Regions from separate parts of the Mus musculus genome. Here all the other regions are linked to region 2. A link is a loop called in an ENCODE intact Hi-C map of the cell type or tissue named here. Cell type or tissue: heart. All regions are shown on one strand. Each heading gives the region's core, and the rest is flanking DNA. Links, peaks and the distances in the headings are about the cores only.

Region 1 (10,648 bases), core at 1,635-9,634, 66 kb before region 2:
ACCCCAGTTTGACTCCCAGTACTCATGGTGGTGCACAACTCACTATAACTCCAGTTCTAAAGTATTCAACACCCTCTTCTGACCTCCACAGGCACCAACCATGAACACGGTACAAATACACTCAAGCAAAACAGACATAAAATAAAATAATCTAAAAAATATGTTTTAAGGGCAATGGGCTGGAAAATATGGACCTTGGGAAAATCAGTAAGATATGAACAGATTCATGGATGACATTCACTGTTTCTGAATCCCAGCTGAGGTTTAAGTAGTCAACCACCTTTTGGACACTTAACTTGGGTCTTTTGTGTCAGAAGAAAGTACTGCTAAGCTTCATTAGAACAGCTGCCTCCACACATAAGGCTTGGGGTTTACATCCCTGGCATGATAAATTAATATTCACAGTGTAAAATGTGATATGAGGTCGGTTTGTGGTGGTGCAAGCCTTTAATCTCAGCACCTGGAAGGCAGAGGCAAGCGGATCTCTAAATATATGAGGCCAGACTGGTCTATAGAGTGAGTTCCAGGACAGCCAGAGCTACATAGAGAACCTGTCTCAAGGGGGAAAAAAAAAGTCATGAGGGTCAGGCCTGGTGATGAAGGATACCTGTTTTTCATTTGGTTTCCTTTGTTTTTGAGACAAAGTCTCACTGTATAGCTCTGGCTTGCCTTAACCTTAGAAAGATACATCTGCCTCTTCTTCCCAAGTGCTGGGATTAATTCTGTGCATCACCACACCTGGCCCAGCCCATACCTCTAATGCCAGCACTCAGGAGGAAGCCTGGTTAGTCTATACGAGTTACAGAATGCCTGGTTTAAAAACAAACGAACCCAAGACTTTTAATGTCATACATGATTGGACCTACTGTGCTACAGGCAGAGAGGCAGGTCCCAAGCCTAACTTCTCAGAGCCTCAAGTTCCTCTGTGGCCAGTGAGCGGACTTAGTAAAGGAGCTAACGACCTGGATTCAACCCCCAGAGCCCACACAGCACAAAGAGAGAACTGACTAGAAAGTCATCCTCTGACCTCAACATGCAAGCTGTGGTGTGCACACTCCCTTTGAATTAATAAAGAATGTAACTTTTTAAAATTTTTTTGCTTTGCTTTGTTTTTTGCTTTTGAGATAAAGTGTCTCTGTGTAGCCTTGGCTGTCCTGGAACTCAATACAGATTAGGCTGGCCTCAAGCTCAAGATCTGCTTGCTCCTGTCTCCCTCGTGCCAGGCTTAAAGGCTTTAAAGGAAGCTATTTATTTAAAGAGTAACATCCTCTGCTTACTGTTGAGTTATAGCAAGGATTAAACGAGATATGCATAGCATGTGGTACGAACAGAAAGGAGTCATGACAGTAAGACATATTCTATGGAAATTACTGTTGTCTCCAAGACATCAAGCATTTTGTAAACTCAGCCATTTATTTATTTACTGCTGCCTAGTGCAAACATTTAATCAAGGGACTACTCTTTTGGTGCCTGTGATAAATACAAATACAGCCATGGGAAATACATGAATTGGAAAAAAGAGACTAAGCCATGGACTGAATTATAAAGGTCTTATGTTTAACCCCAAACACTAAATAAAATTAGTAAACACTTAATTTAACCTTACATTTCAAATGAAGTATGGTGGACCCACAAAGATAAAATGAATTCCCAAGGATGTTAAAACAGTTGCTAAGGATGTGCTGGCTCAGTCACAAAAGCAAGCTGGGTAGTGTAGGAGGGTTTCTTATAGTTTATGCGGGTATGCATGTATGTGTGTCCTTTGTGTGTGAAAAGATGACAAGATAAAATGAGGTAAAGTTCCACTTGGTAGAATATTATAAGCTTGAGTTAAAATACTACAAAATTTCTTTACTACAAAAAGTACACAAGTGAACTGTTGGAAATTCTGTATTAGGTAAAATTAACAGTAGTTTACAATTATATAGATCATTTTACAATTTACAAAGCTTTTAAAAATACATCCATTTTGATGCCCTGAACTATTTAGTTTCTGTCCCCCCTACTTCCCCTCTATCAAAGACAGCATTAAGAACACTTAATAGGAAAGGTAATATAAATACAGCAATTGGTTTGGTACCACAACAAATCAGGTACAAGAAGACAGGACTTTAAAGGAAGAAAAAAATGATACCAAACATGAGAGAAGTCTGGGGGTCACACAAGTGAGAGGTCACACAGTGAGGCATCACAGTGGGCAGGCTATACTTACTGCTAGAAAGAGCACACAGCATCTGATCCCTACTCTAAAATAACAGGAAAAGATGGCAACTGAAAAGAGTGAGCTTTGTGGCATTTCACACAAGTAGCTGACCACCAAGTGTGGTTTATGAATGAACGGAGTTCCAAATGCACGTGATCATAAGGAAGGCTTCCATGTTAGAGATTCACCAAATGTCACTTAGGGAGGGAGCAGCAACTTTACATAATGGTGGCATCCCAAGGAACATATGTTCCATCAACCAAGTATGATATCTTACAATCTTGGAAAAGGAGTTTCCGTGCTGGGATGAGCACTCCCGATGGAAAGCCGATCCCTGGGCCATCTCTTGGTGATTCCTGCCGTAAGGACTGCAAGTGTTTCTCCAGAGAAAGCACTTGCCTGGGTATGACTCAGGGCTGGGCAGGAATTCACACAATGAATCCGGGTGGTGGGAAGGCGGAGAAGTATGCCTATAAAGATCAAAGAGCCAGGAATGGAAAACATACTAAAAACCTTCCCAATGAGCCAATGAGTAAACTGTCTCCCACATGTAAGAAAATGTCTTAAATCTAGCATGTAATCAGGAAAATTAAAAAAAAAAAAAAAAACAAACAAAAAAAAAAAAAACAAAAAATAGGTGGGGAAGGGGGCGGAGGTTATAGATGTAAATACACAAAGAGTGTATGCAAGATCAAAGACAGGCTAAAAAACTGCAGTGAGGGCAGCAGACAAGATGACAAAGCTCAAGGAGACTGCCAACAGCCCTGTCCCTCCTCAGGGGTATTTCTCAACAACACTATAGGTTGCCTAATCTCAGGTATCCTTAAAATAAGGAATCGTAATTTAAGAATTTAGCCTAGGGTTGGAGAGATGGCTCAGTGGTTAAGAGCACTGACTGCACTTCCAGAGGTCCTGAGTTCAAATCCCAGCACCCACATGGTGGTGCACAACCATCTGTAATGAGAGCTGATGCGCTCTTCTGGTGTGTCTGAAGACAGCAGGGGACATCCTGAGCCTTCTGGTGCTGGGTTACGGTTACTTGGATCACCACCTAGGTGATGCACTCCAATGGCAGACAGTGAGTCCCACCTTTAAATGAAGTCTCTCAAACCTGCCTGTTTGGAGAAGAGTTTGAGAATCTCAAAAAAGTGAGACTCATCATCAAGAGAGATTTTAGCCTGTCTTTTAAATGTATTTCTTTAATGGAAAATATCTCAGATACACAAAGGGATCAGAACAGAGTCCAGCTAGGGGTTGGGAAGATCCTTATGACTATTTAAAGGGGGGGGGGGGAGGGAGAAGAGAGAGGGGAGAGAGAGAGGGGAGAGAGAGGAAGGGGAAGAGGGGAGAGAGGAGAGAAAAGAAAAGAAAGGGAGAATTTAGCCAAAGCACAACCAAGTTTCTCTTTCCTAACAGGAAACTGATGTCCCACAAAAGCAAGAAGTACAAACTGGGGATAAGGATAACGGTCTCCTCCTGATAACCCAAAGTAACCTTCAATTTACCTCCACCCCCACCCCCAAGGAAAGGACCTTAAAGATGGAGGGCTGAGAGGTTCTGTGTTAACTGGGCACACTCTACTGACTACCTAAAAAACCTCACACCTACTCAGAAAGAAATCCAAACAGGTAAGTTGATCAACAGGAGGGTCCTTACCCAGTGAGACCACGTTTCCATAATTCTCTAACATCACTTCTCTGTAGAGCTCCCTCTGAACAGGGTCCAGGCATCCCCACTCCTCTCGTGTAAGATGCACAGCCACATCCTCGAATGTCACAAACTCCTGAAATAATAATTCTGGCTGCTCTCAGGAATGGGCTACTATAGCACCATGGCCAGAGAATGAACATGACACAGAGGACGTCTAGTAGCTGTTTATGTTGGGGAGGAGAGAGAACAGACTAGAACTTAAGAGAACAAATCCCATGAGTGCCCATCACAGTCTCATGGACAAAGATGATAGTGGAGATGGAAAAATTCTATCTGTCAAATCCAGGTCTCTGAAAATGATCTGTTCCCAAATTGCTACTGAAAAGACTCCAGGCAAGGGTTAACAGATGGGGTGAAAGAGAGGCCACACTCAAGCAACGAGAAACCCTGAGGAAAAGCAGAGGGTCCCTCAGCTCACCTGGTACCTGGCTGTCAGGAGCGCAGCTGCCTGGTCTCCTGGGCTTCCCTCATGGGGAAGAGCAGGCACCTGGGGAACAGGTGGAGCTGAGGGAGGAGAAAGGAGCCAAGAGTGAGAGCAGCCCCTCCACAGGGCTCCCTTTTCAGAACACTTCTCCTGCCCAAGGTATGTCTGTTGCATCCTCCTTCACGTCAGTGTTCCAGTAAAGTCAACATTTACCAGGTCTCAGGTATGCCCACTCCTCCTTGGGAGCTGCTCCTACTTACACAGACTGAGGACTGTAATATGGACTTTACTAGGAATCGCACTTAATCCTCATGGCATGACATTCCTTCTATAGAAGGGCAAGCATTATACCTGTTGTGATGAGCAAAGCAAAACAGACAGACAGACAGACAGCATTTCCTGGCCAGCCTGGGTTACAGAGTGAAAAATGTGGTCTCAAAAACCAGAAACAAGAGCAAAAAGAAGCCTGAAGACATAGCTCAGTTGGTGGAGTGCTTGCTTGGCATGCATGATGCTCTGGGTTTGATCCCCAGCACCATCTAGTGGGCAAGGTGTCACACAACTGTAATCTCAGCACCTAGGTGGATATAGAAGGATCAGAAGTTCAGTCACCAAGGCATAGCAGTCCAATGCCAACCTGCTCTACATTAAGGCTCTGAAGAAGAGTTGAAGGGGACTGGGTGTGGTGGTGTAAGCCTTTAATGCCAGCACTCAGGAGGTGGAAGCAGGTGGATCTCTTTGACTTTAAGGCCAGACTGGCCTAGCAAATTCCAGGACAACCAGGGCTATGCAGAGAGACCCAAACAACACAAAAAAGTTGAAGGATTTGATGATAGGGCCAGGGTCTTCAGCAAACTTCTGACATTTTTCCAGATACCATTTACTATAAACATCATTCTGCCTTCATGTTATTATTGGGCACTATTTCTGCAAGCTATTGTGTGCGGCTTGTAGAAACAAAAACAGTCATGTTTCCTCACAATCCTTTACACCCTCCAACAATGTCCCACACAGTACCCTCCACATAATGGTACTCCATCTGTGTTGCTGACATACAAGTTCCTTCAGGCACTGGTGCTGATCTATAAGAACTACGACATAGTTCTTACATAATAAAACCAGCAGCTAAGTATGATGCTGTATGCCTACATTCCCAATGTAGCTGGGGGGCCGAGACAAGATTCATTCAAATCATGGGCCGCATAGTACTAGGCCAGCCAGGGCTACCTATACATTAGCAGGATCCTATTTCAAGGGGAGGAAACACTTACCTATTTAATATATGTATGTGAATAGATAGTTAATATGATGTAACATCTGTGCATGTAAAGAGACACTGTGTTCAAACAGGAAATTAAATGGTTGCTTTCTTGACCAAAATTGGATTATTCACGAACACTGAAGTTGCAAAAGAATGGCAGGTAGCAAATCACACTAGATCACCAGGAGAGGAGGCAGACTGAAGAGAACCCAGGGAGTCCCCGAGGCCTGCGTTAGGTAAGCTAGTGAGACATGGCAAAAGCAGCCTTTGTTAGAAGTCATTCTGGTTGTGGTGTCTGCAGTGAAGCTCATATTCTCAAGGCCAGAGCAGGGTGATGGGCGGATTACAGACAGGCTAGCTACCCTAACCACAGGGCCCAAGCCAAGGACTCACACCTGCCACGCCCTTCCAGTTCTTCCACTAAGGCCCACCTTCTTATTCAAGACCCTGGCCTCTCTCATGTCAGGCCAGGGCCCCTTACTATTCCCATTCTCCTTGAAGAAAGTGTGGTCTCTGCCTTACCCCCACTGAATCCCTGCTCCATGTCCGTGTCCTGCAGAAACCGAAGCTCTGGGGAAAGACATTCAGACTGGTTCTCCAAAGGCTGGAAGTGGCCCCTGGGTGACTCTGCGGCTTCTTGGGATGTTACCTCCTCCATCCCTGTTCAGGGGACAATGACCATCACTGCAGGGTGAGAGTGAGAAGAACTGCTTAGTAAGTTAAAATGTCCCATAATCTCATATTCTCAGGACTTGGCAAACTATTCTATATATGATAGACTTTGTTAAAAAGACATTTTTTTAAAGCTAGTGTTTCTCTGTGCAACAAAGCCCTGGCTGTCCTGGATGCTCTTTGAAGACCAGGCTGGCCTCAGACTCACAGAGACTTGCCTAAGGGTTGGGATTAAAGACCAGCACCACCACACTCAGCTAAAAGCAGACTTTAAAAAAAAAAAAAAAAAACCAGCCTGAAGGTGGTAGTACAAGCCTTTAATTCCAGCACTGGTGAGGCAGAAGCAGGTAGACACGAGTTTGGAGCTAACCTGATCTACATTCCAAGACAGCCAGTGCCTCAGAAAGAAACCCTGTCTAGAAACCCAGCCCCACTAGATTTTAGTTGTCACAGTCCACAGACTTAAGTTTCTCTAAATGTAATTAAGTAAAGTGCATGGTAATTAGGGCCCAAGAAGGGTTTAAAACCTAAAAAGTTACCAAAATAAACAAAAAGAAAAACACAGAAGCAGGAGATGCCTGTAATTTAAGGGTAGAGTACTTCCTAGTATGCACAAGGCCCTACCTTCAATCCATAACAACCTCCCCCTTCACAAAAAAACAAACATGAGTACCATTCGGTTTCAAAACTTAAAACCCAAACAGGAAGGTGTAAGAATTCGATATTACTCAGACTCTACTGAACAATCCCAAATCTGTGGTTTAAAATATATGTGTGTGTGTGTGTGTGTGTGTGTGTGTATCGCTGGGCGTGTAATCCCAGCTCTCGGAAGATTTAGACAGGAGGTTCAGAAGTTCAAGGTTAGCCTCAAAGCTGTCTTTTAAAAACCCAAACCAAAACAACAACAACAACAACAACAACAAAATAGCTACCATTAAAAGAATTTTTTTCAACACAGTACAACTGCGTAAACCTTTCCATGGAGCGTCCTAAGTAATTTAGAGGCTCAAGCTGAGACCCAGTGAAACACGCCAGATAAGATTACTCATTGTTTTTCTCAAAAGCAGGCCCCTTAGGAATCATGTGGTAAGCGGTAAGGCCGTTCTGCATTACTCAATGGGCCCCGATGAATAATGATACAACTCACTTAGGAGACAGACCCTTAGGGCAGGCTGGTCGAGCCACCTGCGCGCAGCACGAGGGAGGGCTGCGAGGAGCCTGGTGTCCTTCAGATCCAAGGACGAGCCCGGGTTCCGTCCACCGTCCACCGTCCACCGCCCTCCGCCAGGCTCCCGGCCCGTCCGCAGGCCTCGCCCAGAGCCACCCTCCGCCTACCTCTCTCTTGGGCAAAGGTTCGGTCCCCAGAGGGCGAAGCGGGCCACAAGACCGAGCTGCCACCCGGGCCCGGCCACTGGGTTCGCACCACGGGGCCACCCCGGCTCCCCGGGCTCCGCGACGAACCCGGGAAGAGGGGAAAACAGGGCCGCGAGCCCGGCCTTCCGCGCGCCCCAGCTCCGGGAACAGCCGTCAGCCCGCACGCGGCGCCTCCTGCGCGTCCGCCCCGCGGGCCAAACAAGCGGTCGCTCCCACGGCGACGCGACAACGGTTCCCCGGGACTCACCCAGGTGGAGAGGCGGGCCTGGAGACTGTCCCGTCACGGAGGCGCTCCTCGCTCAGCTGCACCAGCCTGTCCGGGGCCACTCTCTCGACTGCCAGAAGGCTGACGCCTTACGTCACTTCCGGCGACGGAAGTCCACGGGAGGGCGGTCCCGGGTGAGGTTCCCGGATGAAGAGCAGGGGTGAGGGTGTCCCGGGTCGAGCTGTCAGCTGACGGACACGGGATGCGGTCTCGTGGGTGGGGTCCGCAGCATCGCTAGATAAGGCCTTAGTTGCTGTTGTGCTTCGCTTTCTCGAGGTCGCACAGCCCTCCCTGCTGATTAGGGCGCATCTTACACCAGGAGGGCGACAGAGGTTGGGAAAGAACTCCCGACTCCTCCCGGGCCGCAAGAGCGTGCAGGAGGATTCCTAAGCAGAAGATGAAATACCACCCTCGTGTCTAATACTGGTTTGGTCCGGCTTTATTTCTCCTAGGAAGTGCCTGACCCCAAATTGCCCACAGAAAGGGACATACTAGGTGTTGCCCTGCCTGGAAGGGACAAACGTTTTCCCCAAGAGGATTCGCCCAAGGTCACCAAGATTTTCCTGTCAGGCCCTACTTTGAGTCCCACCCTTTCCTTCATGTTTGATTCTTTGCCTACCATGAGGTGAGCAACTTCTTCCAACAGGAGTTCTTCGCTGTGTGCAGCTTCACTGTAGACACAAAGGGAGCAAGTTTAACTGAGAACTGTTTGAAACTGTGACACAAAAATCTCTCCTCAAGCTTGATTATCTCAACTATTTTTGCAATAGTAGATGCAAAGCCAAGACTCCCATAATTTTGTTCCCCTGGAAATTAGTGAAGCTCAGAATCTTGTAATTTACAATCTTATAATTATCTAGTATTAGGAACAACTGCTACATAAATCAAATATTTTAAAATACTGCCCAAGGGCTGAAGACGTGGCTCAGTGTTGAAGAGCACTGTTGCACTTCCAGAGTACAAAGGTTCGCTAAGTTCCCAGAACTCAAACTGTGGCTAACAACCCTGTCACTAGGTTCTAGAGGTGGATCTAATGCCCTCTGACCATGGGAGACGCTGACCACCCCAGGTGAACATATATGCATGCAGGCAAAGGATACACATATAAAAAATTATTTGGCTTGGAGAAATGGCTTACCAAGTAAAAGCCCTAACTGTTCTTGCAAAGGACCGGAGCTCAGTTCCTAGTTCCCACGGTGGCTCACAACCAGTGTAACTCCAAATCCAGAGGGTTGGATGGTCTCTCTTGGGCTCCTGTCACACATTTGGCACAGTGCACACATATGCACACACATACACACACAAAATAAAAATAAATCTTAAGGGAAAAAAAAACTGCCCACAACAGGTGTGGTAGCCTATGTGGTGGTCTATACCTGACAGGTGGATCTCTGTGAGTTCCCAGACTAGTCTACATAGTGAGTTCTACACTATCCGGGGCTACATACACCCTGATCAAAAAAAAATTTTTTGAGGATTTATTTATTTTATGTATATGAGTATACTGTAGCTGTCTTCAGACACAGCGGAAGAGGGTGTCAGATCTCATTACAGATGACTATAAACCACCATGTGGTTCCTCGGATTTGAACTCAGGACCTCTGGAAGGGCAGTCAGTGCTCTTAACCACTGAGCCATCTCACCAGACCCCAAAATTTTTTTTAATTAAAAAAAAAAGAAGAAGAAGAAAAGAAAGGAGGAGGAAAGAAGAAAGAAACCAGGGCTCAGGGCTCATAATAGGGTTTTTTAAAATGTCTGTGTGTATCTCAGACAGTGGTGGTGCACATATTTAATCCCAGCACCCTGGAGGCAGGAGGGAGACCTCTGAATTCCAGGACAGCCTGGTCTACAGAGTGAGTTCCAAGACTGTAGAAAGAATTCTGGAATTTTGGTTTCTTTAAACATACAGGGGGAGGGGGGAGGGGGGAGGGTGGTGGGGGTGGGAGAGAGAGAGAGAGATTATAAAAATGTCTTTTCATTTTAATCCCAGGTGTGGGGATATAGGGCTGCTTCAAACTGGTCACAACAGCTGACTGTGGTTTGCCTTGGGCTCTAGCAAAAGCATAGTTTTGCCAGCTGCAGGTAGTTTCTGCAATTGTGAGACATTTGAAATTCTGGCTACTTTCATAGGGTATATAAATGCTAGGGCCCCACTAGGCATGGTTGGTTGTTGGTCACTCAGGTAGGTTGGTTGTGGTTTGTTAGTAGTTGTGCCCAAGGAAGAAACAAGAAGAAAGATAGAGTTCCGTGAATCTAACTTCTCTCTGGCCACCCTATCTTTCTCTCTCGCCTATGGAGTGACAAGGGGTGAAACTGGGGCCAGGGATAAAGAGTGTAAAAAAGAAGAACCCAGCCGCGCAGTGGTGGCGCATGCCTTTAATCCCCAGCACTTGGGAGGCAGAGGCAGATGGATTTCTGAGTTCGAGGCCAGCCTGATCTACAGAGGGAGTTCCAGGACAGCCAGGGCTATACAGAGAAACCCTGTCTCTAAAAAACAAAAATACATACATACATACATACATACATACCATTTAAAAACCAGGGCTGGTGAGATGACTCTGATTAAGAGCACTGACTGCTCTTCCAAAGGACATGAGTTCAAATCCCAACAACCACATGGTGGCTCATAACCATCTGTAATGACATCTGACACCCTCTTCTGGAGTGTCTGAAGACAGCTACAGTGTACTTATATATAATAAAATAAATAAATCTTTTTTAAAAATTATAAAACCAAAA
Region 2 (10,648 bases), core at 1,338-9,337:
CAAGTCCCCTGAAGCTGCAGTTACGGGTGGCTGTGAATTGCTATGTGGGTGCTGGGAATTGAACTTGGGTCTTTTGGAAGAACAGCTCTTAACTACTGAGCCATCTCTAGCCTTATTTTAAATTTTTTAAAAAAGATTTATTTATTATTATTATACATAAGTACACGGTAGCTGTCTTCAGATGCACCAGAAGAGGGCGTCAGATCTCAATACGGGTGGTTGTGAGCCACCATGTGATTGCTGGTATTTGAACTCAGGACCTTTGGAAGAGCAGTCAGTGCTCTTTTTGTTTGTTTGTTTGTTTGTTTGTTTTCTTTTTTTGCAGTCAGTGCTCTTAACCACTGACCCATCTCACCAGCCCGTCATTTTACATTTAATAGCCATGTATTTGAGTTTAAAGTATTTTGGAAAAATACAACTAGAACTGCCAGGTATGGTGGCACACATTTTGATCCCAGCACTCCAGAGACAAAGGCAGTGTGGATCTATGTGAGTTTAAAGCCACTTTGGGCTACATAGTGAGCTCCAGGGCACAGGGCCACACATCAGGGACTTGTCTCAAAACAACAAAAATAACAACAAAACACTAAAATATCATGTCATAATTTCACAGACATTAGTATTAAGAGAGATACATAATAAGCCTTGAGAGGGGTAGGAGGGTGAACTAGTTCCTTAAACAAACAAACCAAACACTTCTAGTGGTCTATGGGTACTAGAAATAAAAAAGTGGAGGGATGGCAAAAGAGTAAGCCTCACAGGATAAAGAGAGCCGTTAGCAGAACCCTGGACCCCAGGCAGGCCATGTCCCATGCAAAGTGCCTGCAGCCTCGAGAAGACAGTTAGCTTTACCATTGTAGAGCTGTGACAGACATGAGCAGGAGCAGTGTCCTGCAGCAGGGAGAGTCCCACCCAGATGGGAGAGAGCCACCCTCTGCGAATGTAATGGAAGCCGGCCATGACTGCTGAAAGGGCTGCTGAGAGTAAGTCTGTGACTAATGAAGGTGAGACTAGCCTTGCCCAAATGAATTTTTGGCCACAATGGGAAGAAATGCTCTGCACCTTCGCTCTCCAGGACAGCAGCCACTGGTCTCATGTGGCTGCTGAGCATCTGAATTAGCAGCAGTATGGCTGAGGAACTACACTTTAACGTTTGTAACTGGTCAGCACGTATGTATGGCTCCTGGCTACGGGACGGCAATAGTGCCATGAACTAAGAGTGCCTTCGTAGCAAGAGGTGGAATTTTGGGAGCCTCATAGTGTGTGGCACATATTACCTAGGAAACTGGGGTTCCCTTTTGGGATTCTTAAGTCTCACTAATACTACTAAGGTTCGAGAAACAGAACCCAACAGGGCCCAGCCTGCTACTATCTGTGTAATTACCTAACAGTCAGAAGGCAGGAGAGCTGAGCAAACGTGGGAATGAGACCAGGAGCCAATGAGAGAGAGAATGATGTCATGACCAGAGACCATGAGGTCAAGCTGTTCTCCACTCCGAGGTCTACTGCCTCAGCACTCTGCAGCACTGCACTGTGCAGGCCAAACTCACTGTTCCCAGTCCATCCATTCCAAGCACCCTTGCTCTGCACCTGCGCTTCCTGTTCAAGCACCTGACACACAAGGCCCCGCTCACAAACACCTACGAATCAATGGAGGGCTAGGCTCACATAGCCTCTGCTGAGGCCCCAGAAGAAAGACTTGGCCAGTCTTTGACTAGGAAGCTCACTAGCTTGCATACACTGAAATTAAAAAGTCTGTATTCAGCCCCTGGGCATGGCTACGTGTAATTCTGAGACCATGAGAAGCCCCTGAAAGCCTGTATGCCCTCCTCTCCACGGGAAGGAAAAGTAACAAAAGAAGGCAACCTTTAAGCCGGGCAGGCTCAGTCTGTGTTTAGGTTTTGGGTACCATAGTCCAACGTCCTCCTAGCCTATCTAAGCCATGGCTTCACTTAGGAACACTCATCTCAATATAATACAACTGAATGTAATACAGGCAGATACCCAGTGGCCTGGAAATCTGCTAGAGGGCCAAGTAGGGCCAGGGTGTAGCTGGAATTTCCAACTCCAATAAGCCCATGTAAAAAACACACAATCTAGTTACTATAATTATAAGCTATAAGCGTACATTGGGCAGATCTAATACCATACTAACTTACTCACCAGCTATAAGACCCTTGTTACTTGTGGTTTCTCTTGGCTACATGGCTCTGCTCCATCATGGCTTCCTCCTCCTCTTCTTCAGTCCTCTCTCCTTCCCTTCTCGTCCTCTTCTCCTTTCTACCTGCTCCCACTCTGAAACCTCCAGTCCCACCTTTCCGAACCTCCACTGCCCAACCACAGGCTCTAACCTTTATTGACCGAATAAAGAAAAAAAAACCTCACATAAAATCACCTAAATACATGATAGACTGCTCATCAAAAACAACCGTTCTTAAAGAAACAAAATTAACCTCAAAATACAAACAACACAGGGTACTTCAGGAAGGGTGTGAGGAAGTCAAGGGTCTCTTACCTTTGCCACAGGCGGCTTTCAAAAAGAATTCACAGACAGCAGCCCCCGACTCTGTAAAAGGAAAGAACCAGTCATCAACTAAAGCTAGGTACCAATGGAGGGGACTCTTAGGACCTTTAGTGCAGGATGTAGTGAGCTGGCAAAAACCACAAAGCCCATGCCTGCCATGGTGGGATATCCCAGTACTCAGAGGCAGACACAGGCAGAGCTCTGAGTTCTAGCCTAGCCAGGGCTACACATTTAGCTCCAGGCCAGTTAGGGCAACACAGTGAGACCTTGTCTCAAAGCAAAAGCCACTTGTTTCAGTCAGACTCGTGAAATGTGACTTCACTGTGGGACTAAACATCTCAAAACCTCCTGGAAGCCAAGAGCTTTCAAGACATTTAAGAATGGGTGGAGAGGCTGGGCAGTGGTGGTGCACGCCTTTAATCCCAGGACTCAGACTCGGGAGGCAGAGGCAGGCAGATTTCTGAGTTCGAGGCCAGCCTGGTCTACAAAGTGAGTTCCAGGACAGCCAAGGCTATACAGAGAAACCCTGTCTTGAAAAACAAAAAAAAAAAAAACAAAAACAAAAAAAAAAAAAAAAAAAAAAAAAAGAATGGGTGGAGAAGGTAAGAAGGAACACAAGATCAGAGAATAATTACCCCCAGCTCAGCCCTCCCATGGGGGTTAATTTACAAGTATATTAGTATGAGACAGAGAGAAGGAATGAATGGTCTCACAGGAAATAACTAAATCACTAGCTGAGCCTCTGAGCAGGGAAGATGACAGAGCAGGCAGGGGCCTCTTTAGACATTAGCCTAGTGGAAGAATATAATGGAAGATCAAGCAGGCCAGCCCTTAATATGTGACACCTACATAGAATTACATAGGTGCAAGGCCATTCATCCTCACAAACACAGCCAACTCTGGGAGGGCAGCACATCTACAGAGCCAGCATGTGGCAGCAGTCAGCAAGTCCAGAAACTCACCAGAACAAGTCTTGGATTCATAAATAGTTTTCACTGATGTATCAGCGTGGATTTTCAGAAAACAGTAAACTTAAAAAACAAAAACCAGCCAGGCAGTGGTGGTACACGCCTTTAATTCCGGCACTTGGGAGACAGAGGCAGGCGGATTTCTGAGTTCGAGGCCAGCCTGGTCTACAGAGTGAGTTCCAGGACAGCCAGGCCTACACAGAGAAACCCTGTCTCAAAAAAAAAAAAAAAAAAAAAGAAGAAATAAAAGAAAACAACCAAACCAAAACAACAAACCAAAATAAAACAAAAACCAGAAACACCATTTCCTTCTGTCTTCTTTTTTTTTCTTTTTCCCCAGAGGCAGGGTTTCTCTGTGTAACAGCCCTGGCTATTCTAGAACTTGCTTTGTAGACCAGCTTGGCCTCAGTTTCAGAGATCTGCCTGTCCCTCCATCCTGAGTGCTGGGATTAAAGGCAAGAGCCATCACTGAGTGGCTGCAATGGAAGGTGCCTCAGCACGCACTTCTTGTTTGTGGTTGTGTTGGGTATGTCAAGGCCCAGCAAGGCACCTACCAAATCTGGACCTGAGCTTCGGAGGTACCCATGCTATGCACATCCCTGGCTCTCCTAGGGAGACTTTGGCTACTTTGTGGGTTCTTTTATCTTCCACCCTTCTAGTCCCCTAACACTAGATAGGTGAGAAAAAAAGGATGGAAGGGAGAGAGGGGGTGATGTCATTGTTAGACTGCTCCCGGATGATTAGGGAGCAAGTTTGGTCTTTGCTGTCAGGGTATCTAATTTCTTGTTGTTCCTTTTTTGTGCACAACTACTTAACAACTCTCAACCAACCAACAACCCACATTCTTGGGGCCCTAGCATTTATATACCCTCTTAAGAGTCCTCCGAATTCCAAATGCCACACAATGGCAAAAACTATCTGCCATTGGCAGTATCACACTCCTGCTAAGGAATGAGGCAAATCATAGTCAGCTGCTATGGAAAATCTGAAGCAGCCCCAGATCCCATATCTGGGATTAAAATAAAAATATATTCCTATTTCTGTAGTTTTCTGGGTTCTGGATTTTGTTTGTTTGTTTTTGTTTTTTTCCCTTCAAGACAGGGTTTCTCTGTGTAGTCCTGGCTGTCCTGGAACTCACTCTGTAGACCAGGCTGGCCTTGAACTCAGAAATCCACCTGCCTCTGCCTCCTAAGAGCCATGATTAAAGGCGTGCGCCACCACTGCCCGGCTATTTCTGTGTTTTTTAAAGAAACCCAAATCTTTACTTCAAGTGCACACTTGCCTCCACAGGTTTGTGGATCTATTGCCCCACACAAATGTTCCATGGTCTCAAGGCAGTGCCATCAAATTGAGTAAAAACCTAGTGCTTAAAAGGCTAGCCTGATCTATAGAGTGAGTTTCAGGACAGCCAGGGCTATACAGAGAAACTCTGTCTCGAAAAACAACAACAACAAAGAGTAGACATATGTGCAAGGACGACCTGGCCAAAGAGGACAGTTCTGTCTGAATTGAAGCAGCTCCCCCAAACGGAAGATATATCCCACCAGAACAGGAAAACCATCTCATCACATGAAGAGGGACAGTAAATATAGCTCGGTCTAAAGGTTCGCTGGGGGCCTGAGTTGGGACAGGTGACCCGGAGGTGGGGTAGTGAGGAAAACGGACAATTCCAGGACAGGGAAGGATTTCCCAGGAGCTAGACTAAAGCAAGCCTGGAATATGAGGGTCTACTTGGAGTCTTCGACAGTCAGATACACTCAGACTCTTCTACCGCCTAGTTCTGATGAAAGTAGAGAGGAGCACGCTAAGAGGTGGAAATGGGGGACATTCTAAGACTTTGCTGAAGTTGGAGCAGGATGGGAGAAGGCAGTTCCACTTCAGGATGACACGCGTTCACTGGAGAATTACGCGAACAACCGACACAGTCCTGCTGTCCCGAGGATTGCCACGGAGCAGTCCCCGGGGATCAAGGATCCAAGGAAAGGTCTCCCCGAGTTCAAGTGACACCGGGAAGTCCCAGGACGGAAGCGGAGGAACTAGGCGAGGGTCCCGGGTTCCAGGGCCCAGGGCTGGGGTAACCTCTGGTCAGAATCAGACTCGCCCACCCACCCGCCGGGCCCCGCACTCACTATCCATGCCGGGGAAGGGCAGCGGCTGCGCCCCGAGCTGCTGCTCCACGGCGATCTCCAAGTCGAACTTGATGTGATCTACGCTGGCGATTATTTCCTGCATGGCGGCGGCGGCGGCCTCGGGCCCAGCTCCCCCTCAGGTCTCTCAGCCGCTCTCCGCAACTCACGCTACCTCTCCCCGTCCCCTTCTCGCTTGCCGCCACCGCCGCCGCCGCAGCCGCCGCCCCGCGAGGGATGCCGGGAGCGCTGGAGCCCGCGCCGGCCCTTTTTTCCCATCCAGACTCAGCCAACGGAGCTCAGAGTCCGGCCACTCCTTCAGGCCTGACTAGCCGCCGACCGATCGCCTGTTTCTTTCGGTTCTGTATCTTACACAAGAGGCGGCGACGCAAGTGCGCCTGCGCGGGATCTCCGTAGTCTGTGCTGAGGGCAGGAACGCTGTCTCTGGAGCCGCGGTCCCTCGACTCTGAGGACGTCTCACTAGGGGCTCGCCGCTTAGAACGCTCAGAGTGAGTTTCTGTTCAACCCTCATAGGAAACCCGGAAGCCGGGTGGAAATTGGACCTGAGGGACTTTGTCCAAGCTCAGATGCGAAAACGGAGGATCTAAAGGCCTGGGGAGAGGAAGCAAGGGGCGACCTAGGGTCCCAGGTCTCTCTGTGGGTGTAGCTCTAATGCAGACGTTTAAAAGTCGGGTAAGGGGGCAGGAGGTGTGGCTCAGTTGGTAAAGTGCTTGCCCCACCACCGCATAAGCCGGTAGTGTTAGTACAGACTTGTAATCCCACTAACTGGCAAGTGGAGGCAGAAGGGTCAGAAGCTCAAGACCAGACTGCATTACATGAGACCCTGGAGAGCGAGTCAACCTAGTAGAGCTAAGCCTCAAAATACCGTCATACCTCTTTTCCCTGTTATTATGTCTTGTTTTTGTTGTTGTTTGTTTGTTTTGTTTTTTTATTAAAGGGCTTCAAAGTAAGCAGGCCCAGCACAGCCTAATAAAAATAGAATGCGAGGGTGAGAGGGTGTAGCTCTGTGAGAGGGAGCATGTGCATATATGTGCCTTCCACACCACTCGAGTGCAGATTAGGGAAAAGCTTGTACCACAAGTCCTTCCAAGTATGTTCAGGAATCAAGCTCAGGTCACCGAGCTCTGCAGTAAGCACCTTTATCTGCTGAGACCCTCTTGAGCCTCTTGTTGTTGTTGTCGAGACTGGGGATCTCTAGGTAGCCCTGAGTAGCGTGGACTCACAGTTGTAGACCAGACTGGCATTGAACTCATAGAAATTCTCCTGCCTCTGTCTCCCTGGTGCAGGGCCTAAAGGCATGGCCCATCACGACTTACTCTTACTTTTTAAAGACAATCTCATGAAGCCCAGGCTGGTCTTGAAGTTGACATTATAGCTGAGGGTGACCCTGAATTTCTGACTCTTTTCTACCCAGCTGAGATAGTAAGTTTGACTGATCTCCCACTCCCCACCCTGCACAGAGCCAGGTCTTCCTAACTCAGAGCCTACCCTCTGAGTAAACTTGTCTCTCTTTTCTGACTCTTTTTAAAAAAGATTTGTTTGTTTATTTATTTATTTATTTAATGTATGTGAGTACACTATAGTTGTACAGATGGCTGTGAGCCTTCATGTGGTTGTTGGGAATTGAAATTTTTTAGGACCTCTGCTCGCTCTGGTAGGCCCTGCTTGCACCAGTAGGCCCCCTCACTCCAGCCCAAAGATTTATTTATTATTATATGTAAGTACACTGTCGCTGACTTTAGATGTACCAGAAGAGGGGGTCAGATCTCATTATGGGTGAGCCACCATGTGGTTGCTGGGATTTGAACTCAGGACCTTCGGAGAGCACGCTGAGCCATCTCGCCAGCCCTTCCTTTCTGACTTTTTATATGGCGTCTGATGCGGTTTCCTTATTTTTCTTGATTTCAGGCTGCAGGGGCTCGAGGCAGCCAGCGATGGACCTCCTAAGACTCTCCCGGCTCTTTTCCGGTCCCCGCCCCATAGGACTGTCTGTCCTTCAACACCTGGATCTTGTTGGATCAACCCGATGGACAGGAGGCAGGGAGGGACCTGCACGGCTGAGAGCTGCCTTCTGCGGCTCCTCCTCCCCGCTGCCCCTGGGCAGCGGGAACCAGAAGGAAATGAGCAGCCTCTGCTCTGACTCCAGTAAGCTCAGCACTGTGGCTCCCCAGGAGGAGGCAGAGGAAGAGAGCTTCGGGAGCCTCTCTGGCAAATTCTCCTCCCGGAGGATATTCCACAAGTCAACGGCCCAGCTCTACAACCTGCAGCTCAAGGAACAGGGTGGTGAGGAGGAAGAACTGGAGCCCAGACCGTGGCGGGGCCGGAGGAACACTCAGTACTGGTACTTCTTTCAGTGCAAACGTCTGATCAAGGAAGGAAAGGTCTGAGAGTGTGCTGTGATTTCATCTTGTGTCCCTGGCCCTTTAAGAATTCTTAGCTGGGAGAACCCTATGACCTTCAGTGTTGGATGCCCCTTGGATTTCTGGGAACGGGATAGGAAATGTATATAAAGCCGGGGGTGGGGACTAGCAGAGTGAGAAGGCAGTTAGTGAAGACACTGTCAGACAGTGGAGCCAGGAGGAGCTGAGCTGAGCTGAGCTGAGCTGAGCTGAGCTGAGCTGAGCTGAGCTGAGCTGAGCTGAGCAGATAGGCTAGCACAGTTGCTATGGCTTGGAGCTGCTAGCATTGGGGAAACTACTGGGAAGGGAATGTTTAAGCAGACTGTTGGGGAACTGAGGGAGGAAGAGGCTGGGCTGGAAACTGAGCGGAGGGCAGGCAGGGAGTTAAGAGAACTGGTAAACAGGTAGGCATTTTACATGAGAACCTTGGGGTTTTCCTTCTGCTGGGTTGGCATTTTATGTGGGGCAGTGCAGCCTTCTCAGCTGTTGAAGCTGGGGTGTTCATTACTCAGTCCTTGGATCTCTGTTATTGCTGTCTGGGTGCAAGTGTGAGTGTGTGTGCCACGGTGCACATGTGGAGCCCAGAGGACGACGTATAGAGCTGGCTTTTCCTTTCCACCTTCATGCACAGCCCAGGGATCGAACTCTGGTCACTTGCGCTGCAGGCGCCTCTCTCTGCTGAACCATATTGCTAGCCCCTTACCTATCTTTAACTCAGTACATGGAGGTAATCCCGTTAGTCTTCTTGTCCGTATCACATTTCCTGGGCTCATGACTTATTCTTCTCTTAACAGTTTGACCTCTAAACTGTTGCCAGCTCTAACTAATTTTCATTCTTTCAAGGCTGTCTTGCTGGGTAGCCCTGGCTGATTGGCACTCACTTTGTAGCTCAGGACAGCCTAAAACATTCACCCTTCCTGTCTCCCCTTCTTGAGTGCTGGGATTACCAGTACCCCGCTTATTTTATTGTTTTATACCTTTTTCACAATCTTAACTGTGTAGCCCTGGCTAAACTGGAATTCACTATGTAGCCCAGGCTGGCCTGGAACTCACAGAGAGGCCACTGACTCACAAGTACTGGGATTACAGACACATAGTAGTGGATCTAGCTTATTTTATTTGTTTGGTTTTTATTATTTTTTTGGTGTAGGATCTCTGTCTCTGCATTCTTGGCTGTCCTAGAACTCATTATATAGGCCAAGCTGGCTTTGAATTCAGAGATCTACCTGCCTCTGCTGGGATTAAAGGCATAAACTACTATACCCGGTTTATTTGTTATTTTTAAAATACTTTTTAAACTTTATTTTTGTCTTTTTTCTTGGATAAGGTATCTCTGGGTAGCCCTGGCTGTCCTGGAATTCACCTTGTAGACTAGGTTGGCCTCAAACTCAAAGACCCACCTGTCTCTGCCTTCTGAGTGCTAGGATGAAGTGAGTTTCTGCCCCACTCTATCCCACCTAGCTCATAAATAAAGGACAGAGAGACCTGGTATTTTTAAAAATATTTTTATTCTTATTTATTTATATGTCTATCTGTGTATGTATGTAATATGTCCATGTGCCTGAAGTTAGGAGCATCCTTTGGAGTTAGCTGCCTGATGTGCATGCTGGGAATTGAACTCGGGTCATCTGCAAGAATAGCACATGTCCTTAATCACTGAGCCGTCTCTTCAGCCCGAAACCTGGCATTTTTATTAACCAGCTGCAAGCCTAAACTGCCGGGCAGGTTCTGAGACTATTATAACCCAACTTGTCTATTTATAACCAGATAAATCCCCCATTACTTGCCACCTGAGTCTTGCTTTGTTGCATGTGTGTCCCCAGGGCCTGCTACTGGTGCTCATGGTCCATTCCACCTCATGGTGACCTTCACCTTCACTCTCCTCTCCTTTTCCTTGTGGTCCGTACCTTAGACTCCTCTACTCAATGTGAAGTCCCACCTCCCTCTTTGCTGCCCAGTCACAGGTACTCGCCTTTTGTTATCCAATCAGAGACCTTTGGGGGCATTCTTCACAGCACATTGGTCAATACAATGCCCAAGTCACACTGCAACCTGATCTTAGAGCACAGAGCTCAGCATCTGAATACACAGTGCACAGGACCAACCCCAACACTGTTTTTCCATAGACGTGAGATCGTTACATCCCCCGAAGCTGGAGTTATACGTGGCTATGAGCAGCCTGACAAGGGTGCTGGAAATAGAACTTGGGACTTCTGGAAGCTTCTGTGCTCTTAGTTGATGCCATCCCTCCAACCCCCTTGCTTCATTTTGTAGCTAGAGTCTTATGTATCCTAGGCTGGCTTTGAAGGATAGCCCGGAGCCTTTGACTCTTCTGCTTCCACCTCCCTGGTGCTGGGAGCACAGGTGTGCACTGCTCGCCTCCCTGGTGCTGGGAGCACAGGTGTGCACTGCTCGCCTCCCTGGTGCTGGGAGCACAGGTGTGCACTGCTCGCCTCCCTGGTGCTGGGAGCACAGGTGTGCACTGCTCGCCTCCCTGGTGCTGGGAGCACAGGTGTGCACTGCTCGCCTCCCTGGTGCTGGGAGCACAGGTGTGCACTGCTCGCCTCCCTGGTGCTGGGAGCACAGGTGTGCACTGCTCGCCTCCCTGGT
Region 3 (10,648 bases), core at 1,839-9,838, 52 kb after region 2:
ACGCACACACGCAGTCCCATATAAGAGCAATGTAAAAATTAAACAATACCCCTAACCCACTTACAGCAGAGCCTGGCTCAAAATGCAGTTGGGCCAGTCAGTGCCCGGTCCTCCCTTCCCAGGCCCTGAGGGTTGAGCAAAGCAGGGAAAGTAGATAAGACAGCTGGCACTCTGGGGCAGGCTCAGAGCTGGGCTCCCGCAGCTTCCTCCCCTACACACTGAGGTTCAGAGGACTCTGGGACTGAGGAGGGACGCCCAGCCTTCAGGCTTCCCTACAGCCTTTCCTGGCTAAGGAGCTGCCTCGGAGCCCTTGGCGCACGGCCCCTTCCCCCAGGGCATTCACCTTGCTACTCCCACATCCTGCCAGATGTGTTTCTTAGCCATTCCAACCCATATTTTCATGCCTGGGATCTCCTCTTTGCCTTTCTCTCTAGTCTTACTCCACTATGTCACTCATCCAAAAATACCGAAAGTCACCTCCTCCAAATCCCTGCTCTGTCCAACCCCTTCCCTCACCTCCCCAGACTCAGGATGTTTCGAGACTATGGAGAGACATCATGGCACTGTCGGCCAGCTGTGTAAGCCAAAAGCTCACCTCTGCCCCACCCCCACCCCACCTCTAGCTGAGGGGAGAGGAGAGTGGGGTGGTATACCTAGGCTGGGCTTGACAGCACATGCCTGTAATTCCAGCAATGGACGAATAAGATCTGAGGCCACCCTGAGCTACCCAGACCTTGTCTCAAGAAACAACCAGAGCTGGGGATTGTAGCTCAGTTGGCAGAGTGCTTGCCTAGCGCTAGTGAGGGTTCCCTCCTCAGCACTACATAAATCCGGTGCGGTGATACAAGCTTGAGAGACAGAGGCAGGAGAATAGTCCTAACTCAAGTCATCTTCAGCGCACAGTGAATTCTACCCAGGCCGGCCCGAACGACGCGAAACGCTGTCTTATAAAGCGATGACAACACTGTGCAGCCAGGAGGTGATCTGCAAGTGGGCTGCTGGGCTGGGTGGGTGTATTCACTGGGTAAAGGCACTTGCAGCCAAACCTGACAACCTGAGTTCAATCCCTGGGAGCCATGTGATGGGAGGAGAGACCTGACCCTCAGGTTGTTCTGTAATCGCCACATGCATGCGTGGCGCAGACGTGAACACACAGACAAGTAAACAGAAAAACAGTCTATGAAAGATTAGCATAGAAGAAGCCAATTGCGGCCGCAGAGATGGCTCAGCGGTTAAGAGCACTGACTGCTCTTCCAGAGGTCCCGAGTTCAATTCCCAGCAACCACATGGTAGCTTACAACCATCTGTAATGAGATCTGATGCCCTCTTCTGGTGCGTCTGAAGACAGCGAAAATGTACTCATATACATAAAATAAATCTTAAGAAAAAAAAAAAAGCCAGTTGGCAAGCCATGTTTTCAGTCCACAAAATGCATAATGCCCTCTCTGGCCCCACAAGCTAACGGTGAGCCACATGGGCACACTCTTGCCTCAGACCTATGCTCAGAATGCTCCCTCAGCTATAATGCTCTTCACTCAGACACAGACACACCCTGCTCTGGCCCCACCCTGCTCTTGGCCATTTTCAATCTCAGCTCGGTTGCATCAAGAACCTTCCACAGGGCATTCCCCAGTGAGCCCTGCCCCTGGCCTGTCCATCTCCTCCTTAGAGGTGAAAACCTCAATTCCAGATACAACAGGGACATTCTAGAAAGTTCCTGGGGTGGCATAGGACACTTGTGCCAACAGAAAGCAAGACTATCTGTGTCATCACAACCGGCTGTAACTCATGCTCTGATGGACCTGGTGCCCTCTGCTGGCCTCCACAAGCATTGCGGTCACATGTGCATACCCACAGACACACAATTAAAAATAAAATCTTTTTTTCTTTTTTTTTAATGATCCAAGCTAGAACCTCTAGTTTGGATCATAGCTCTATTATTGGTGGCTTTATTAGTCTTATAGGGCTCCCTTTTCTACAAAAGGCTTTACCCCAAAAGGACATGCATGCCTTTTACTCAGGAGGCAGAGGCAGGAAGATCTCTGAATTCCAGGCCAGCCAGTTCTATGGAGTGAGTTCCAGGACAGCCAGGGCTACCCAGAGAAACCCTATCTCGAAACAGAAAAAGATTAGCAGAGGAAGCTTGAAGTCAGCCTAATCCATAAGGCAGATTAGCAGGGCACAGCTCAACTAGAAGCCACTCAAAAGCCCAGCTGATGGGAGGCAGAGGCAGGCGGATTTCTGAGTTCGAGGCCAGCCTGGTCTACAAAGTGAGTTCCAGGACAGCCAGGGCTATACAGAGAAACCCTGTCTCGAAAACCAAAAAAAAAAAAGCCCAGCAGCTGAGCTCTGCTTGGCGCCTGTATTCTAGTGGAAGTCCAGGGCTGTAGTCTGGAGGCAGAACCTGACTTCCTAGTGCCTGATATTATGCTGCCCCCAGCAGCAGGCTCCATGTGTCTTAGTGGATAATTCAAGACAACTGGGGGAGCCCTGACCCGTTCCCTGGAACCTAAAGGTTGTGTATGGAAGCAGTAAAAAGCTGGTTAACACTAACCAGAAGCATAGGGTGACCAGGTAAACGGTTCACACACATCTACCAGCCAATCACACTTTAGCAGGAGGGTTGACAGCACAAGGGAGGCAGATGGGTAGGGGAATCATCTTCTCATCATGTCTGAAACGCAACCCAACTAGCAGTGCTCCCGACCACCCAAAGGGGAGGAGCAGGGATGACACCCACTGCCTGTCATCCACCTTCGTGTACACTGCAGCGGTGCAGAGTGGGCACACCTTTAAAACTCAGAACTCACAGCAGAGGTAGGTGGATCTCAGAGAGTACAAGGCCAGCCTGGGCTACACAGAGTTCCTGGACAGCCAGGGCTACACAGTGAGATCCTGTCTGTCTCTCTCAGGGGGAGGGGGAGGCAGAAGGCAGAGGGAGAGAGACAGGGAGAGGTGTGTGGGTGTCGATACAAACCTGTAACCCTGGCACGCAGGAAGCCGAGGAGAATTTTTACTTACTTATTTTGGTACTGCTGGGATCTGACCCAGGACCTGTACACTATTGCTGAGCCACACCCTAAGACCTCTCTCTCATTCATCTGTCAAAGAGGTGGCCCAGGGGGACTGCAAAACCTGCTCCTGTTCTATTATTGCCTGGGACACAGAGATCCTGGGGGAGCCTGAATCAAACTTCCTGTCTGGCTCCAAACCATCTCCTGCCAGCACAGCGCTGGGTCTCTGTTCTCCCAGGAGCATGGCCCACACGGGGTCACTCCCTGCCAGTCGACCCAGGGCTGGGAGGGGCAAGGGAAGGAGTGTGGAACGGAGCTGTCATGCTGAGGAATGGACTGCTTCTCTGAAATTCCTAGAAGGGGCACTGAATGGTGCTTTGGGTCTCCAAAGCGACTTGGAGTTTTTATCCTGAGAATGCTCCAAAACATAAAAGACTAGGATTTTTGGCATGATGCTAAGTTTTTTTAGACAGGAATTTTTTTTAAGGTTTATTTATTTTATGTATGAGTACTCTATCTGCACATACACCCATGTGCCAGAAAAGAGCATGAGATCCCATTACAGATGGTTGTGAGCCACCAGGTGGTTGCTGGGACTTGAACTCAGGTCTTTTGGAAGAAGCTCTCAGCCGCTGAGCCATCTGACAGCCCCATAGACGTGAATTCTTAAACTGTGCCTGGTAGCACAGGCCGGTCAGTAACCCCTTGCACTCTACAGACTAAGGCAGGAGGGTCATGAATTTGAGGCCAGCTTCATATACAAGAGAAACGGAGGGGTTTTTGGTTTGTTTGTTTTCTTTTACACTGTTGGGGATGGTACCCCAAACCTTGTACATTCTAAGGAGGGGCTCTACCACTGAGCTACACCCCAGCCCCTCACTGGGGGATTCTAGGCAGGGGCTCTACCACTGAGCCACACCCCCAGCCCCTCACTGGGGGATTCTAGGCAGAGGCTCTACCACTGAGCCACACCCCCAGCCCTTGGGGATACTTCCTGACCATTGCTAAATGACTTCCACACTCCTGCTATCTGTATCAAGGAATGTTGTGTCGAGGAAAATGCCTGGTTGCATCACAGTGATGTATCAACAACTGGGAGAGGCCCTCTGTGTTCCTAATGGAACAAGTGGTCAGAAAAGCCAGACGCTTCTACCTCAGGACACCCTCGGCTGGGGAGGACCTACGCAGCTCCCTTCCTAAGCCTGCCAGCCAGAGCCTCAGGCCCCTTTGCTGCCAAGGACATTCTTCCAGTGCCTGGGTCCCAGAGTTCCTTCCAAGAGTGCTGGGTTAAAACTCTCCAGCAGGGTGCGCTGCTGAACATCGGAGACAGAGCGGGCTAAGGCTGTGGGATCAGGAGTTTGAAGCCAGCTTGGGCTTCATAGGGAGAACCTGTGATTGATAGAAATGGATGGACGGATGGATGGATGGATGGACGGACGGACGGACAGACAGACAGACAGACAGATTAGATAGGTAGGTAGGCAGGCAGATAGACAGGTAAGGGGCTGGTGAGATGGCTCACCGGGTAAAAGCGCTTGCAGCCAAGCCTGATGACCTGAGTTTGATCCCCAGGACCCAGGAGCGAAGGAACCAATTAAGGCTTCTAACTTGTCCTCTACCCTACCCCCCCCCACACACACACACATAAATAAATATCCTTCGCCCTGGCCCCTTGGCTTTTCTTGGCTGTGTTTCCTTGAATCACACACTCAGTCTGGCTGGATTTGAGACTTAAGCCAAGCCGGGAGTTGCCTGCAGCGAGAACCTTGGCTCCACAGGCAATCCAGGAAGTCCCCGCCTAGCTTGGGAGCTCAGCTAAGTACAGCCAGCAGCAGTTTTTTTTTTTCTTTTTTATGGTGCTAAGCCTTACTCAACTTCCTGTTGTGGGTAGGAGCCTGGGTGGTGTGAGCAACCCTCCAAACCCTCAGTTCCTCTTCTTCCCCCTCCTCTAAACTGTCCTTGAAGACTTACTGAATGAGGGAAAGTCAAATCCAGCAACAGATTAAATAAATTCTAAAATATCGTAAAACACCAGTTTAAAGAACCAAAACAAAAACTTCTCCAAAACACAGAAGACTCGGTGCTAGCAGGGCTGTGGGGAGACCCTCATCTGTTCCATGCCTTTGAAGGGCCGCGTGCTAACTTCTAATTCCAACAGCTTGTATGAGAGCAGACAGAATGTGGGGCTGGAGAGAAGGCTCTTTGCAGAGAACTCCAGTAGCCCTCAACCACCAAATAAATACTCTAGCTCCAGGGGACAGCATTTTCCACCACCCCAGGGCTCAAGTGTGTGGGCGCGCGCGCACCCAACCCATAAAAATACATCTTTAAAAAGAGAACAACACTGATGACCTTAGTAACTTGAAAAAGCAAACTTTTAAAGCCCTCTTTCTTAGGGTTGCCTTACTACAGAAAACCCTTTTTATATCAGTGGGTGACAGATTGGAAAAACCCACATACCACTGAGGAGGCTGGATCACTGGTAGAGCACTTGCCTAGTAAGTTCCAAGGCCCTGGGACCAAGACAGAACAAAATACTTTAATTCTAGTTGGGGTTATTTGTTATTTGAAAGATCCCGAAGTGTGCTCACCTTTAATCTCAGCACTGAGGAGACAGAGCTCTATGAGTTCAAGGCTAGCCTGGGGGGAGGGAAGGAGGAGGGAGGGAGGGGGAAAGAGAGAGAGAGAGAGAGAGAGAGAGAGAGAGAGAGAGAACCCGAGTCCAGGGGAAAGGAGGAGACCCTGCCTAAAAGAACAAAACAACCCAGAGTGAAAAAGAATCACCAGCGTACACCTTTAATCCCAGCACTCGGGAGGCAGAGGCAGGAGGATTTCTGAGTTCGAGGCCAGCCTGGTCTACAGAGTGAGTTCCAGGACAGCCAGAGCTATACAGAGAAACCCTGTCTCGAAAAACCAAAATAAATAAATAAATTTTCATTCACACAGACCTTTGCCTTGCACGCTTCATTGTGTGTCTTTGAGTGCCCATGGGTGTCGGGGTATTCGAACTCAGACCCTCAGGATTCCCCCTCCCCAACTCCACCCCTGTCAGTGCTTTTATTCAATGCTCCATCTCCCAGCCCCGCACATTCTCTTACAGTAGAAGCCCACGTGGTAAATCTATTCCTTTTTTATTGTCCACGTGAAGAAGTTGTTCCCTCCAAGTCGCCCCGCAGGGCTGCAGCTTCGGACCCCACCCCACCCTCCCACCTCATAAGGCCAGGTTCAAAGGAGTGCAGAAATAAGGTCTGCAGCAGCAGACAAGCAGGCACTCTGCCAAGTGTACTAGCCACATTTGGCAGCTAAGCCTCCAAATCTGGAAGGTCCCCATTTTCCAGGCAAGGCAAGTTGAGCTCTAGAGAGGCGAGGTGGCTCGACTGCGTCAGCAGCCACACCGCCCCAGGCTGGAGCTGCCTCGCGGGAACAAGCTTCATGGCCAGCACCTGGGCTGGCTCCCAGTTCAGGATTCCAGCCTATTTGCGGGCCCCACCGGGACCTGCCCTGTCCGGGGTGGCCTGGCTGGGTGCCCCTCGAGCCGCCAGGGTCCGCTCGCCCAAGCTGGGTGGAACCAGGAACCTGGACCCCTGCCGGGTATGGTCACTGGGGGATGAGGCGGGGCAGGGGTGCTAGCTCATTTCCCGGTCGCAACAACCCGGAAGGCTGCGGACCGAGGGGGAAGTGACTGAGCGTGGGGCCCTGCGCCCAAAGTAACGGGGCGACACGGGTCTCGGGGATCGAAAGCGGGGCCAGGAAAGCGGAGAGGGGGCGCGAGGCTGGGGCTGTGCCGTCTCGATGGCGTCGAGTGCGCGGGGAATCTCTGCGATTCTTCCCACCGCGCCCCGCATCCCCAGAACGCCGCCCCCCACTAGCTCCTTGCCAGCCCCACCCTCGCCGGGAGCCCCACCAGGCCCCCATGCACACGGCTCTCCACTCCTCTCTCATCCCCATCCCCCTCACCGTCGAACATCGCCTCGAGTCCCCTGACTTCTAGGTGGCCTCAGACACCACACACACCTCGCGACCACCCCGCGCCCCTCACCTCGGGTCTCCTCGGCCGCGGACTCTGGACAGTCGACGCGCCGAACCGGCTCTGAGACCCGCGCAGCGCCGCAGCCACTTCCTCGTGGGCGGGGGGCGGGGCCTTCGGGCACAGCCCCGCAGGGACCGGGGGCGGGACCCGGGCGGCTGTGGCCAGATCTCAGGGCCCGCCCACCCCTCGGGGTACTAAGCCGCCCGGACCTCAGTTAAGTCCAGCTCAGCCCAGAATTCGTTCGGAGATCGCACGCTGTTGCCCCTAACTACTTTCTGAATGGGGAAACTGAGGCTGGAAGAAGGGGGGGGGCGCTTAGAGGGCGGAAGCCCGAGATCGGGCAACCAAGAATTCAAAGGTTTTGAGGCCACACGCAGGCACCCCGCAACTTAATGACTCCTGCCCCGCCCCTCGCACTCTAGGTGCACCCCAGCCGTGGTTCCCCAGACTCTGTGTCCCAAAGATGGCAGAGTCGCTGGCGTCCAGGAAGAAGAGCACTGCCACTCCAGGTGACTTCTCGCTTCGGAAGTCCACACACTTCCCTCCAAGTTGCTGAGTAGCTTTGCAGTCAGGTGATGATGCTCCAGGGTCAAGGGTCTTCCAGGTTAGGTGCGTCTCAAGTTCCTTTTGCTGTGCCTCCCACCTTCTGAGAGCTCCTCTCTAGACTCCCAGCAATCTCCTGTATCACTAATTCTGGCTTAGAGGTGCCTGTGATAACCCACACCTGTCATCCCAGCACTGGGGAGATGGAGGAAGAGAGATGAGATTCGAGTTCACCCTTGGCTGTAGAGCTGGATGAAGGCCAGCCTGGGTTACATGAAACCCTGCCTCAAAAAAACCAAAGAAATGGGCCAGTAAGATGGCTCAGATGGCAAAGGTGCTTGCTGCCCAGCCTAAGGACCTGAATTGAACTCCCAGCACTGACTTCCACACACATGCCAGCCATAGTGAACTAGAGTGTGTAAACATACACACACACACACACACACACACACACACACACGCAGGGTAAGTAAATAAATTAATACTTTTTTTTTTTTTTTGAGCCAGGGTTTCTCTGTGTAGCCCTGATTGCCCTGGAATTAGCTCTGTAGGCCAGACTGCCCTTGAACTCAGAGATCCGCCTCTGTCTGTGTCTCCAAGTTCTGAGTTCTGGTATTAAAGCAGTGCATCATCATGCCTGGTGTAATAAAATACTCTAAGTTTGGAGCAGTTGCTGCAGTGAACACCCTGCCCATGTTCAGTGATTATGTATATGTGTGTGTGTGTATACACACACACACACACACATATACATATATAATGGTGTTGGGATTCAAACTCAGGGCCCTGCACACACAGCAGACGCTCAGTCACGGAGCTACATCCCCAGCCTTCACTTAAGTCTCCTTAAGTTTCTGGGGCTGGACTTGAAGTTACGTAGGCCTTGAGCTTGTGATTCTCCTGCCTCAGTTCCCCGTGCCACCAGACCCACCCAGCTCAGTAAGATTTAGCTCAGGTTTCCACGAGTCATCCTCCTGCCACAGACACAGAGGAGCCATGATCCTGCGCCCCCTGCTTTGCTGTTCCTGTAGGTTTGTATCTGTAGCCCTGTGGGTCAAGGGCATCCCTGGCTGGCAATCTGTCCGTGCTCGCTCAGCTCCATAAAAGCCCAGCAATGGCCCCAGGAGGCCTTGAGTGATCTGACTCCATACGCCTGTGGTGTCCTACAGTTCTCTGTCCCGGGGTAGTAACCTAAAGTGACCCAGTGTCTTCAGAGGATGGACAAAGCAAAACCAAGCCCAGGACTCTAGGAAGTGGCCCACTACAGAGAAGCCCCTCTGGGTGAGCTGTATGCCTGGAGGGCAGTAACCCTCAAGCGGAGGGGAGTCCTCAGAGCAGAGCATAGGACAAGACAATCCTGCAGAGAAAACCAGAGCACTCACTGGTCAGCTCTGGTCAGCTTAAGCTCAAGCGTCTTTCAAGAGGGTTAAGATTCATGGACCAGGTGTTTTGTTTTGTTTTGCTTTATGATGGTGGGTATAACCCAAGACCTTACACATGCACTGAGCCACACAGACCCTAGCCCCTCACAGAGGGTGAGTCTATTCAGTTCTTCTCTGAATGCGATGGTAGGAGCTTGCACCTCTTGAGAAGAAAGTCACTGTAGGTAGTGTTGACTTGCTCACTCTGTCTGGTGTGAGGTGCTGCTCTGAGGTGAGTAGCTGGCCTCCACCTCACCCTTCTGTGCTGCCACAAGCTGTGGAGCCAAGTGACTATAGACTGAAAACTTTGAAGCCATGAGGAAACACAGATCATGCAAGTGTGCTTCTATGCGTGTGTGTGTGTGTGTGTGTGTTTGCCAAAGGTCAGTCTTCCTCAGGCAGCTTGTGTTTTGAGTTTTTCTCACAGAGTGTGTTAGGTTGACAGAACTTTGCACCCCAGGGATCCTCCTGATTTCACCCTCAGTGCTAGGATCATAGGTACATGTCACTATGCCACTTTTTGTTCATTTTTGAGGCAGGTTCTCTCAGTGTAGCCCTAGCTGGCCTGAATTCACAATGACCAGCCTGCCCCTGCCTCCTGAGTACTAGGATTAAAAGTGTGTGCCACCATGGCCAGATAGCTTTTCTTTTTCTTTAAAGAAAATCTACTTTTATTTTATGTGCGTGGATGTGTTGCTTGCATGTCTGTGCTCCAAGTGTATGCAGTACCCTCAGGGGTTGGAAGCAGGCATCAGGTACCCTGCAACTCAAGTCGCTGTTGTTGAGAGCCACTGTATGGGTGTTGGGAATTAAATTCAGGTCCTCTGCAAGAGCAGCAAATGATCTTAACCAATGAGCACCCCCTCCTCCCCAGATAGGGTCCCTCTCTAGCCCGGGTTGTCCTGGAACTCATCGTGTAGACTTTCTTAGCCTGCCTCTGCCTCTCTGCCTCTGCCTCTGCCTCGTAGGATTAAAGGTATGTGCCACAACATCTGGCTTTTTTTTTTTTTCTTTAAAGTGGGTTCAGGGCTGGAACTTGGCTCCTTGCAAAACAAGCACTCTGCCATTTCTCCAGCCCTTTCTTCCCTTTTTTAAAGCTTATTTTGATTTTATGTGCATTGGTGTTTTGCCTGCATGTATGTCTGTGTGAGGGTGCCAGATCTTGGAGTTACAGACAGTTGTGAGCGGCCGTGTGGGTGCTGGGAATTGAACCCAGGTCCTCTGGAAGAGCAGCCAGTGCTCTTAACTGCTGAGCCATCTCTCCAAGCCCCTTGTTTGTGTCAGTTGCCATGGCCATTAAAAACAGAAGGTTCAGAAGGTTCAATGACTTCTGCCAGTTGTCATATGACCTCCACATGTGCACTGTGCTGTGCACATCCCTGATACAATATAAATAAATATACAATAAAAACTAACACAGAAAGGAAACCTCAGACTGCAAAGCTCTCCCCCACACCCCCATCACTCCACCTTCCACCTCTGGGTCTATAGCCCAGGCTGGCCCAGAATTCAAACTCCTCCTGCCTTGGGCTCCCCGCTTGCTTGTCAGTACAGGGTGCACCATCGAGAGGGAGCTTTATGACCTCAAGTGAAGCAAATCTTTGGAGAAGAGGGCTTGGGGGACGCCACCTTGGAGAGCT

The links. Peaks named below come from ENCODE experiments on the same cell type or tissue, not always from the same donor. Only the 100,000 strongest peaks of a DNase experiment are listed, where the experiment ranks them.
Region 1: it touches region 2 in a loop (4-fold over the local background); 2 of 42 quality-filtered maps call a loop at or near these places.
Region 3: it touches region 2 in a loop (4-fold over the local background); 2 of 42 quality-filtered maps call a loop at or near these places.

Annotation. Positions count from the first base shown.
Region 1 is chr5:145,229,075-145,239,722 of GRCm38, reverse strand. Zfp655 (zinc finger protein 655) reads right to left here and starts at 7,981. Exons shown (of 4, transcript NM_028298.4): 1 at 7,892-7,981; 2 at 6,121-6,282. The coding sequence starts at 6,256. It also overlaps Gm6287. In heart, for the core only: a CTCF peak has its summit at 4,878 (motif pointing left); a DNase peak (open chromatin) is centred at 8,022; H3K4me3 peaks cover 2,248 bases; H3K27ac peaks cover 1,729 bases.
Region 2 is chr5:145,162,433-145,173,080 of GRCm38, reverse strand. Ptcd1 (pentatricopeptide repeat domain 1) reads left to right here and starts at 5,977. Exons shown (of 9, transcript NM_133735.2): 1 at 5,977-6,127; 2 at 7,548-8,020. The coding sequence starts at 7,574. Cpsf4 (cleavage and polyadenylation specific factor 4) reads right to left here and starts at 5,868. Exons shown (of 8, transcript NM_001291248.1): 1 at 5,622-5,868; 2 at 2,516-2,566. The coding sequence starts at 5,724. In heart, for the core only: no CTCF peak of the experiment used is centred there; DNase peaks (open chromatin) are centred at 5,960 and 7,760; H3K4me3 peaks cover 3,012 bases; H3K27ac peaks cover 1,953 bases.
Region 3 is chr5:145,110,747-145,121,394 of GRCm38, reverse strand. It overlaps Arpc1b (actin related protein 2/3 complex, subunit 1B), which reads right to left and starts at 7,139. Exons shown (of 10, transcript NM_023142.2): 1 at 7,054-7,139. In heart, for the core only: a CTCF peak has its summit at 4,313; DNase peaks (open chromatin) are centred at 4,304, 4,784, 6,634, 7,084 and 2 weaker places; H3K4me3 peaks cover 1,915 bases; H3K27ac peaks cover 2,066 bases.